Linked DNA regions of Homo sapiens: all the other regions are linked to region 1. A link is a contact called in ENCODE Hi-C or POLR2A ChIA-PET data. All regions are on one chromosome and are shown on one strand. Each heading gives the region's core, a stretch centred on a gene start or an enhancer-like site at or near the end of the contact. The rest is flanking DNA. Distances are from core to core; before and after follow the strand shown. Region 1 holds the start of MAPK13 (mitogen-activated protein kinase 13). Region 2 holds the start of STK38 (serine/threonine kinase 38). Region 3 overlaps PXT1 (peroxisomal testis enriched protein 1).

Region 1 (3,604 bases), core at 591-3,090:
AAGTCTGGTGTCAGGGCAAGCAACACAAACCCACTCTCAACTCACCTAGGCAGCAGGAAAGCATAAGGGGAGGGTGGAAGGGAAAAAGGAGGGAACAGAGAAGGAGCTTTTCAGCCAGCAAACTCCCTGCCCCTGACCTTGGGTCTCCAGCCACATCCATCCTTGCCTGCCACAGGGCTGGTTCAGAGCCAAGGGCAAGATCACCCTGGCTGGAGGCCATAGGGGAGGGGTTTGCTGGAGAAGGATGGGCTTAAAATGTACATAACATTTTGAAATCATTCTTTGAAATGTCTGCCCTCCAATCTAGGTATCCTGCAGCAAAGCCTGGCTGCCAGGCCCTGAGCTGGGCCCCTGGTTTTCCCAGCTGCTTCTATCAGACAAGACAATCTGATGGTCATGTGCTCAGACCGGGAGCCTCGCTGCCGAGATTGAAACCCCAGCTCTGCTACTGACTAACCATCTAATCTGTGAGCCTTGCTGTGCTTTAGTTTCCTGTCTGTGACATGGGGGCAGTAGTACTCATATATCATGAGGACTAGACAAGTTAGTGTATGCAGAGCTCTTAGAACATAGGAAGTGCTCAATATGTGTATATTGCTATTGTTATCAGGGTCACGTGGACACAACGCTAACTAGGATTCTAGTCCCAGCTGGCCACAAGCTCTCAGACATGGAACCAATTACAAAGTTCCCCTGTGCCAATTTCCTCTGTAGGATAACACAGTCTGTACCTCACAAAGTGCATTCTGCCAAAAATACCCTTTGACCTCTTCCTGGAAAGTGGGCAGGGAAGGTCTCGGCACCCCCTCCTTTCAATAGTGAGGCGAGAGGCACCGTCAGGGGAGCAGGGAGGAGACTGTCCCGAGCTCTCCATACCGGGAGGCCCCGCCTGCGCCTGCCCCTGACTCCCCAGGGCAGCCCCCACCCCCTCCCCGGGGCAGCCACCACCTACGTTCTCATGCTGCATGTGCTTCAGCAGCAGCAGCTCCCGGTAGGCGCGCTTGGCGAAGATCTCGGACTGAAAGGGTCGGCTCAGCTTCTTGATGGCCACCTTCTCCCCTGACCGCTTGTCGATGGCCGAGCTGTCGGGCACAGGCCGGTCAGCAGGCGAGGCTCTCCTCCTGGGCCGTATCTCCCAGACCGCCCTGACCCCTCCCACTGGGCAGCTGGGCTGAGAGGGGACTAGGCCCACCACCTAGAATATGGGGGAGCCGCGGGACGCAGGGCAGGGAGTAGGAAGCCAGGCAGGAGCTGAGAGAGGGGCACAGCGCCAGGGGCAGCAACGTCTCATTGCGACGGGATCCACGGCAGGGCGGGAGTCTCACTCTGTCTGCAACTTGGCGAGCCACCTCCCCCTCTTGGGGCCTCGGTGTACTCGTCTGTAACAGTGAGGATCTGCCCGATGAACTCTGGGGTCTTGCAAGTGTACAGTCCTGGAGAACCAGGCCCAGTCCCAACTCAACCCCCAGAGACCTCACTCAGCCACTCGGTGAGAAAAGGGAGATGGCCGCTGGGTGGCCCCGGGGAGGGCGCTGGGCCTTGAGGTCCGCGGTCAAGGTGGCGCTGGCGAGGGGCCAGCCCAGGGCGGGCTGGGCGGAAAGGGGAGAGCCTGGCGCCCGCCCCCCGCCCCCCAGCGGCCCAGGGGTCTCACCACACGGAGCCATAGGCCCCGCTGCCGACGTGCGTCGGGGACACGTAGGTCTTGGGCAGCTCCCAGGCTGTCTTGTTGACGTCCTGCTTGTAGAAGCCCTTTTTCCGGATGAGGCTCATCCCGGGCACCCGATCTCGGCGGCCCCAGCGTGGCGGCTGCGTTCGCGGCCCAACGGGCTCCCAGCGCCCCGACCCCCGCTGCGCCCGCCCCGCGCCGCCCGCTCCTCCCCCGCGCGAGGGCGGGGGCCCCGGGCTGCTACGCTCCCACCTGCCGGCTCGCCCAGGTGCGCCGGGGCCGCCACGCCCGGGCCTGTCCAGCCCTGCGCTCCCGCGCTTCCGCCCGGCCCGACGGAGCCACTGCGGCAGGTGCGGCCCAGGCACGGGGTCGGGGCTGCCCAGCGGGACCCCGGTGCCTCCCAGCCGAGCGCGGGCCAGCGGCGGGGCTGGTGGGTCCAAGCAGGAGCGGGGAGGCAGTGCTTCCCAGTTCCCTCCAGCCCCGGTCTCCGTAGGAAGAGCTCCCTGTGACTGTGAACACACAGGAAAGCAGAACAAAACCCCACAACCTCTTCATTATGGAAAATGTCAAACATGCAGGAAAGAATTGAACAGAGTAAGCCAGCGCTTCTCACACTTCAGTGTGCTCAGGAATCCCCTGGGCATTTTATTTGATTAAAATACAGATCCTGACTCAGTAGGTTTGGGGTGGAGCCGAGATTCTGCATTTCTAGCCAGCTCCCAGGTCTGAGGCTTCTGAACCACATCTGATAGGAGGTTCTAATGAACCCCCGTGACCCCAATTCCCCAGCAACCACAACTCATAATCAATTTTATTTCATCCACATTCCTCTCCCACCATCGTTTTGAAGCAAAACCCAGGCGTCATATCATTTTATTCATAAATATTTTTGTATCTCTAAAACGTAAGGATTTTTAAAAGTACGTATCCACAATACTATATATATATATTTTTTGAGACTCTGTCGGAGTGCAGTTGCCATCTCGGCTCACTGCAACCTCCGCCTCCCGGGTTCAAGCAATTCTCTGCCTCCGCCTCCCGATTAGCTAGGATTGTAGGTGCCTGCCACCAAACCCGGCTAATTTTTGTATTTTTAATAGAGATGGGGTTTCACCATCTTGGCCAGGCTGGTCTTGAACTCCTGACCTCGTGAACCACCCGCCTCGGCCTCCGAAAGTGTTGGGATTACAGGCGTGAGCCACCGCGCCTGGCCCACAATACATTCTTAAACCTAAAATTAATAGCACTAATTCTATAATACCAAATATCCACGCAGGTTCAAATGTGCAGGATTTTTGTTTGTTTTTGACATGGAGTCTCACTCTATTGCCTAGGCTGGAGTGCAGTGGCGCCATCTCAGCTCACTGCAACCTCCGCCTCCCAGGTTCAAGCAATTCTCTTGCCTCAGCCTCCTGAGTAGCTGGGACTACAGGTGCACACCACCACTCCTAGCTAATTTTTGTATTTTTAGTAGAGACGGGGTTTCACCATGTTGGCCAGGCTGGTCTTCAACTCCTGACCTCAGGTGGTCCGCCCACCTCAGCCTCCCAAAGTGTTTGGATTACAGAAGTGAGCCACCGCACCTGGCCCAAATGTGCAGTTTTGAACACAGTTTCTGTGGACTTCCTAAGGCTCTATGAGGACAATGACTAATTGGGGCCCTTGCCACCTGTCTGGTGGCCTGTGCAGCCTGATGGAGATTCTTTGCTCAAACCACAAAGGCCTCTGAGGAGCAAGGTGGGCAGGTGGGGGGAGGAGATGGCTGCAAGGGCTCTGGATGCCCAGCCTGACTTGTCCAACCCCTCTCTTGCCCAGGCATGGGGCTGTGGAAGGGGCGGGGACCACCTGCTTCACTTTGTCAAAAAGAAGGTCTATTGAACAAGGAAAGAAATTTGCTAGGGGCTTACAGCAAGCCGGGGGCCCACACTAGGGAGTCTG
Region 2 (3,604 bases), core at 759-3,258, 420 kb before region 1:
GGAGCGTGCAGTGAGCAGAGATCGCGCCACTGCACTTCAGCCTGGGCAACAGAGCAAGACTCCGTCTCAAAAAAAAAAAAGAAGAAGGAGAAGGAGAAGGAGAAGGAGAAGAAGAAGAAGAAGAAGAAGAAGAAGAAGAAGAAGAAGAAGAAGAAGAGGAAGAAGAAGAAGAAGAAAAGATTAGCTGGGCATGGTGGCACGTGCCTGTAGTCCTGTAGTCCCAGCTACTAAGGAGGCTGAGGCAGGAGAATCACTTGAGCCTGGGAGGTGGAGGTTGCAGTGAGCCGAGATCGTGCCACTACACTCCAGCCTAGTGATAGAGCGACACTCCGTCTCAAAACAAAACAAAAACAACCCCCCTCCCCCCACCAAAAAAAACATATATATAAGAGAGAAGAGAGAGTGAAATTCCTCTTCTGAAACTGGGAAAGTTCCAGGAGGAAGATAAGGTTTGAGCTGGGCTTTGGAAGGAGGAAAGAGAAGAGGAGAAAGAACATTGGATTTGCAGACAGAAAATGGGGTTCCCCTCTTGGCTACTTGGCTTACTAGCCGTGGGAATTCAGACAAGTCACTTAGCTTCTCTAAGTATCAATTACTTCATCTGCAAAACCTCGTGTGTCACTGCCAAAGTGAGGACCAAGTGAGATTAAATAAGTGAAAGTTGTTTGTAAACTGTAAAGCATTATGCAGACATCTTGGACTATTATTAAAAGCTTAAGAATGGGTAGGACTTTGACAACAGGCATTTGGGGAGAAGGGCCTCTGGGCAGAGAGAATGAAAGGCGAAGTGATTGATTGATATGTATGTAGTGACTGATTGAGACAGGGTCTCCCTCCGTTGCCCAGGCTGGGGTGCAGTGTCATGATCATGGCTCATAGCAGCCCTGAACTCCTGGACTCAATCAATCCTCCTGCTTCAGCCTCCACAGTAGGTGGGACCACAGGCACTTGCCACCATGCTGGCCAATTACAAAAATTTTTTTAGAGGTGGATTCTCCTTATGTTGCCCAGACTGGTCTCAAACTCCTAGGCTCAAGCTATCCTCCCACCTGGACCTCCCAAAGTGCTGGAATTACAGGCAGGAGCCACCGCGCCTGGCGAGAAGTGATTTTTGTTAAGAGGCTAGACAAAAGGAAACTGGGCTTTGAAGATGAAATGAATGAATAACTCGCAGCACATGCTTCCTTCTCTCCCTAGATGGCCCCTTTGCAGGCAGTCAGGGACCATGTCTCGTTCATCTTAGTTTCCAGGAGCTTGACACTTTGTAGTTGAGGGCTTTGTGCTCCATTCTCAAGAAACGACAAGTGCCCAAAGGCTATTAAACTTGGGACCTCTTTACCCCCAAAAGTAGTACAGAATAAGAGTTGGGTGGCCTTGAAAAGCACCTTCTTCTGTCCACACTGGGTCGCCCGCTGGGTAACCTCCCAAACCTATGAGAGCTCACCTTATCCCAGGTAAGGTCCTTACTTTAAGGAAGAGGAGGGGGGCCAAGGGCTCCAGCAGACCTGTTCTACACGGGGTAGGGGGGTGGGTGGGAACTATACAGGTGACAACATTTCATAGAACTACACACACACTCACACACACGCACATGACTGCATACCCAACAGGTTAAATCCGAGTGTGGTCTGTAATGAAGTTAATTGTATTGGTTTAGTTAATTGTATTGGTTTAGTTAATTGTATTGTGCGAATGTCAATTTCCTGGCTTTGAGAATGTTGTATCTTAAGAAAAATGTTGAGGTAAGCTGGGTGGGTGATGGTATAGGGAACCTGTATGTATTAATTTTGCAACTTCTTGTGAGTCCATAATTATTTCGAAGTAAAAAGTAAAACAAAAGAAAACAATGGAACTTCCCCCTCAGCCCAGCCTACTTCGAGACCGCCTCACACTCACACATCTGGCCTCACCCAGGTCCAGCCAGCCCTAGGCAGGGGGTGAAGGGAGGGGCAGGGCGGGGCCACGCAAGCGCAGTTCCGCAATCCCGGCCGCTCCGGGAAGTCGCGCATGCGTAGTCTCGGCCCCGGGCTGCCGCGCCAGCCCGTCTCCGCGGCGGGGGACCGGGCTGCCTTGGCCCCTCAGCGCTCGCGTCTTTTCCGGCAGTTGGAACGCTTCCTGTTGTCCTCACCCGTAACCGCCTGTTGCCCCCTGTCTCAGAGTCCCTCACGCGTCCCCTCCCGTCTTTGGCTCGTTGGCTGCCGCCGCCGGGGCTTCGCCAGCCTTCAAGTCGAGACTACTGGCCGAAGGGGCGTCTGCGGCTCTCCGCCGTCCCCAGCCCTGCCTCTCCCTGGGCTCTGGTGAGTTGCTTGCTGCCGCCGTCTTCACTCCATCCCGGGGTTTTTCCTTTATCTCCTCCTTCCCCAACCTCCGACTCCTTCTTGGGCTTTCTCCTGCTCGCCGGCGCCCTCTTTCAAGCCCTAACCTCTCAGCCTCTTGGCCTCTCTCCGCCCCTCTCCTTAACCCCCTTCTTCCCCCGTCTCCAGATGCCCCTTGTTGGCCCTCTCCACATTTTTCCAGTCCCAGCCTTTCCACCCCATCCTTTATCTTTCTCCTTTTGCAGTTGGAGCGGGAGCCAGGCTTTCCTTTCCATGTTGCCACCTTTGTCTGCTCCCTGCCACCAGTCAGTCCCTCAGGGATCTCGGTCATCACCGGTTTTTATCTCCTTTTCCTTCTTCTGGGGTCTGTGAACTGTGGTCTGAGGCAGAGATGTCGAAAGCCCCCCTTGGGGTGTGGTATCTTTGAGTCGGCTCCTTTCTCCGTTAGTCTTAGGATACTGGGCTTCAGATAAGCTTCAAATCACAGGAAAAGGCAGGGAAAATTCTTAAGAAGAGAGTGGAAAAGCAACAGCCAGAGGAAAAAGTCGGTAAGGGCTTAGAGGAAAGTCTGTGTCAGAAAGCGGGCAGAACGGCCGGCAGAGAGACCAGATCTCTCAGTTCATTCTGAAACGACTAAAAGACTCGGAGAGAAACTTGTTCTGTTTGAAATGCACCGAGGAGGGTTGGAGTGAAGTAGACCCTGAGTGTCTCCACCCTTTGAGCTCACCCTGCCTCTGAATTAGCCAGGCAATATATTTGGTTTCCCTAAACATAAAACAACCACCACCTCGATAACAGGCTCTCCTCCCCACCCTAAACGTTAGATACCAGCTTCCTCCTAAGAGGAGAGAACGCTATAGCAAACCATTTCATGTCCCAGCCCTATCCCCCATCACACATAAACTCCTAGGAATGGACATCAAAAATGAGTATATTTCCTAGTTAATCTTTCTTAAGGTGCTAAGTGCATAGCACTGTGCATGAAATGGGGGAAGAATATTAAAACAAGTATAAGACATGGTGCTTGCTTTCTAGTGTAGGTAGAGATTACAGTTTAGTAGGATTTACAGTTCAGTGGGAGAGATTAGACATGCGACTTAAGCAATAATCTTAGCTCCAATGTTGAATCGTCCAAATGAAAGATAATGGATTGTCAGTCGCAAAGAAATAAAGTCCATATTGTTGAGAGAGGGTTGTTTATAGTGATCACAGAGTACCATTGTAAAGTCAGTCAGTTAGCCAGGCATAACCATATAGATTGAATCACATAATGGTTTTCATTTGACTTC
Region 3 (3,604 bases), core at 702-3,201, 290 kb before region 1:
AAATTAGTCTTTAAATTGGACCTGACAGTGTCAGTATTGTTAAGGTAGGGAACATTCAGATTAGATTTCTTCTCGATTTTGCCACTAGAGGAGAGAACATGAAGGAAAGATACATTTGGAATTTTGCTTTGCAAAAATGTGTGATTCCTAAATGCCCCAGAATGCTGGAAAATTAAAGTTTTATGTTTTGAAGAGCATTAAAGGACAGTGTTAGGTAAATTTATGAGGTTTTAGGCTTTTAGATAAAAAATATGCTAGATACCTGAGAGGGATTATGAACATTAACTTCAACCTAATATCTAATTTTAAAAGAATTACATGCCACTTGAGAAAGGGAAATTTCAAGCATCCTGATAGTTGCTTGCCACCACACCAGATTTTTTTTTTGAGATAGAGTCTCACTTTGTCGCCCAGGTTGGAGTGCAGTGGTACAGTCTCGGTTCACTGCATGCCCGGCTAATTTTTGTATTTTTAGTAGAGCCGGGGGTTTCACCGTGTTGGCCAGGCTGGACTCCTGACCTCAAGTCATCCGCCCGCCTCGGCCTCCCAAAGTACTGGGATTACAGGTGTGAGCCACCGCGACCGGCCTGGTATCCATTTTTTAGAAAGCACTGAATTGACTGAAATTTTGAATCTTCATCTGTTTTTGTATTTGTTTTTGTTTTTTTGAGACGGAGTCTCGCACTGTCACCCAGGCTGGAGTGCAGTGGCGCGATCTCGGCTCACTGTAGCTCCGCCTCCCAGGTTCACGCCATTCTCCTGCCTCAGCCTCCCGAGTAGCTGGGACTACAGGCGCCCGCCACCACGCCCGGCTCATTTTTGTATTTTTAGTAGAGACGGGGTTTCACCGTGTTAGCCAGGATGGTCTTGATCTCCTGACCTCGTGATCTGCCCGCCTCGGTCTCCCAAAGTGCTGGGATTACAGGCGTGAGCCACCGCGCTCCGCCTGAATCTTCATTTGTTAATTCCGTTGTCAACAACAATTATTCCCCAAAGTCTGAGATTGTGTCACCTATGAACACCTTCTAGGAACTTGTAATTTTTTTTAAGAGACGTAATTCACTTAACATAAAGTTCACCCTTTTAAAGTGTACGGACAGAGGGTTTTAGTATACTCACAACGTTGTGCAATCGTCGCCACTATTCTAAGATTTTATGTTTTATTGTAAACTCTTTCCAGTATGTTTTCACACTCTACCTCCTGATCCTCAGATTCCTTGTGAAGCTGATCGCTGTCTTCCGAGGCGTTCTGTGGGCGTTGCTACTTTTGCCTCAAATGCTTTCCTAATTACAGTTTCACTTCAAAAGAAGAGGCAGGTGAAGTTACTAACGCTGCTGCCCTTGATTTAGAGTTAACAACCCACTAGCTAACGTACATGCTTGTTTTCATGCCTAGAACTCCCGTTTTACCATACGCGAGTTATATGTCAAATCTCATTAGTGACTGGTAGTCTGGTGGGCCACCAATGTGCTTTCAACGCCTGCCAAACAATTAGAAACCAGGGATCTTCCAATAAAGTGCTGTCTCCCATGTCCTCCCACTTCTGGCCCAGGACACCTGGGTTGCCTTTCTGTTCAGGCAGCAGCGCGTTTCTCCCCTTCATCTTTATGATACCACTGAAGAAATGAGGGATGTGCGGAATGAGGGGGCGGTGTGAGGGGGCACGAACTTGTTATTACGGCGTCGAGAACGCCAGATAGAGTAACCAAAGACTGATAGAATAAATAACGCTGGTGTGTGTAATTCGGGAACCCGGCCTCCCTAACTCCCGCTCCCGCCAGGAGCCCGAGGCGAGCTACGCGCGCGCCGCCGCCGGCCGCGTCGCCATGTGCGCTCCCCATTGGCCACAGCTGGCCCACGTGACCTCTATCGCCTAACCTGCTCGTCCGCGCGCGCGCTTTTTCCACCACAGAAAGCCTAGGGCGGGAGCGGGGTTCTCACTGGTTGCGCGGGTCGCGCGCCCAGCTAAAGTGCGCGAGGTGGTTCCGAGGACCTGGCGGCGCTCTCTGGCGGGGAGCCTGAGAAAATGCCTAAGTACTGTCCAGAGGAAAACTCTTACTGAGGAAGCAGGAGATTGAGGAGGTCCACCTCTCCCCTCAGTGGCTTCTGTCCGGGGCTGTGACACAGACAGACTGAAAATGGAAACCACAAGGCAGGAATGTGACTCGCTGAAGCCAAGATTTATCTCTTTGGGGGCGCTCTACACATACAAACATAACTCTTCGGGGGAAAATACATAATTTTTGTATGGGGAATTCAAAGCCACATTTTCTTAGAAGAGTTGAGGGTCGTGGGAAGTCCAGAGCAACCATCCTGATACACATCATTTAAGGGAAATTAGAAACTCCTGGGGAAACAAAGATGAGTAAAAGCAAAAGGAGGCCCTGCCCACCATTGCTGTGCGGGAATGGAGTGATTTGACAAGGGGCAGAAGTGTAATAATTACTGATGGGAAAGGGCTAAATAAATAAATGCGTGTGCATGTGTGTGTAAGTAGTATAAATGGGAAATATAATTGTAGAATTCAATAGAGAGTACAGTTTAGCTTATTTTTCTCTTTAAGAGTGCTTGGAAGCTTTGCTTTTGCTTTTTTTAATTTTTTGCCTCGATGGCTCACCAACCCTTCCTCCTCTAGATATACATTTTCTTTTTTAATTCGTTCATTCATTCCAGAAATTCTAGAACCTACTATATTCCAGGCACTGTGCTAGGTACTGAGATGACAGTGATAAATAAAAACAGTACCAGTTCCTTCAGTCATGGAGCGTATGGTCTGGTAAAGGAAGCAGACAGTAGTTAATTGCACATATCAATGTTAAATATAATGTGATAAGTGCTAAGGAGAGGTCTAGATGTCATAATGGGGGATTTGACCTAGCAGGGAGATCAGAGAAGGCTTCCCTCAAGATGCAACCCCTGACATGAGACCTGAAGGGGTTAAGGGGGATGGAGGTTGCAGACAGAGGGAGCAGCTTGTGCAAGGGAGAACTGGGAGCCTCTCCCCTTCCAATTACTGCCCATCTCACCCATTTCCACTATACATACATTAATCTTGCCCCTTAGTTCTCAGGAGACATTTGTTCTCTTAATTCCAAGTTCTTAGGGAGTGCCTGGTTGTAACCTACAATGATTGTTAAAGACAGTGTTATTCAATAGGTAAGTATACATATCTAATATACATATCAATATACATTTAATATACAATACATATTAATATACAGTCTAATATGCATTATCTCTGTTGTTTTGTATAAGAAAAATATACAATGACTGTAACAAATCGTAGGATATGATATATCTCAATAGAACTAAAAGTGCTGTAGACAAAGTAGTGAGAGATCACATGATTTTGGAAGACTCAAAAAAGGCATCTTAGAGAAAGTAATTTTCAAAAATCATTGAGGTAAGATTTGGTCAGATAAAGATACAATTTAGTTAGAGCATAGGGTTCTAAAAGAAGAGTAAGGAGGTTGGACCAATCAGTTGAAATACATTCCAAGGGCTTTGAAAACCAGTCTAAAAAGTTTGTAGAAACTAAGCTAGTGCAGCGGCTTGCCTCTGTAATCCCAGCTATTCCAGAGGCTGAGATGGGAGGATTGCTTG

What was found. A loop is a pair of places that touch in the nucleus more often than their neighbours do. ChIA-PET counts read pairs that join two places held with the same protein, here RNA polymerase II (POLR2A). Pooled maps may share reads with other maps.
Region 2: a pooled map shows a loop between it and region 1 (6-fold over the local background). The contact joins the promoter of STK38 here to the promoter of MAPK13 in region 1. A Hi-C loop is called at or near these places in 9 of 50 pooled maps. POLR2A ChIA-PET finds 5 or more read pairs at or near these places in 6 of 52 experiments (GM12878, H1, Panc1 and 3 more).
Region 3: a pooled map shows a loop between it and region 1 (4-fold over the local background). The contact joins the enhancer-like site here to the promoter of MAPK13 in region 1. A Hi-C loop is called at or near these places in 1 of 37 single-sample maps with no recorded cell type and 8 of 50 pooled maps. POLR2A ChIA-PET finds 5 or more read pairs at or near these places in 3 of 52 experiments (HepG2, activated T-cell and activated naive CD4-positive, alpha-beta T cell).

Annotation. Positions count from the first base shown.
Region 1 is chr6:36,128,749-36,132,352 of GRCh38, reverse strand. It overlaps MAPK13 (mitogen-activated protein kinase 13), which reads right to left and starts at 1,840. Exons shown (of 12, transcript NM_002754.5): 1 at 1,652-1,840; 2 at 953-1,082. The coding sequence starts at 1,770. RefSeq lists enhancers at 115-364, 1,075-1,194, 1,086-1,689 and silencers at 835-944, 1,585-1,654, 1,695-1,944.
Region 2 is chr6:36,545,883-36,549,486 of GRCh38, reverse strand. STK38 (serine/threonine kinase 38) reads left to right here and starts at 2,008. Exons shown (of 14, transcript NM_007271.4): 1 at 2,008-2,297. RefSeq lists a silencer at 1,863-2,202 and an enhancer at 1,950-2,473.
Region 3 is chr6:36,421,703-36,425,306 of GRCh38, reverse strand. All of the region lies in intron 3 of PXT1 (peroxisomal testis enriched protein 1), which reads left to right. Among named protein-coding and RNA genes, the nearest start is that of PXT1, 19 kb to the left of the region's middle. Within about 2 kb of position 1,951, at least 30 of the 41 ENCODE cell types and tissues checked have a DNase peak (open chromatin) inside an H3K27ac peak, as active enhancers do.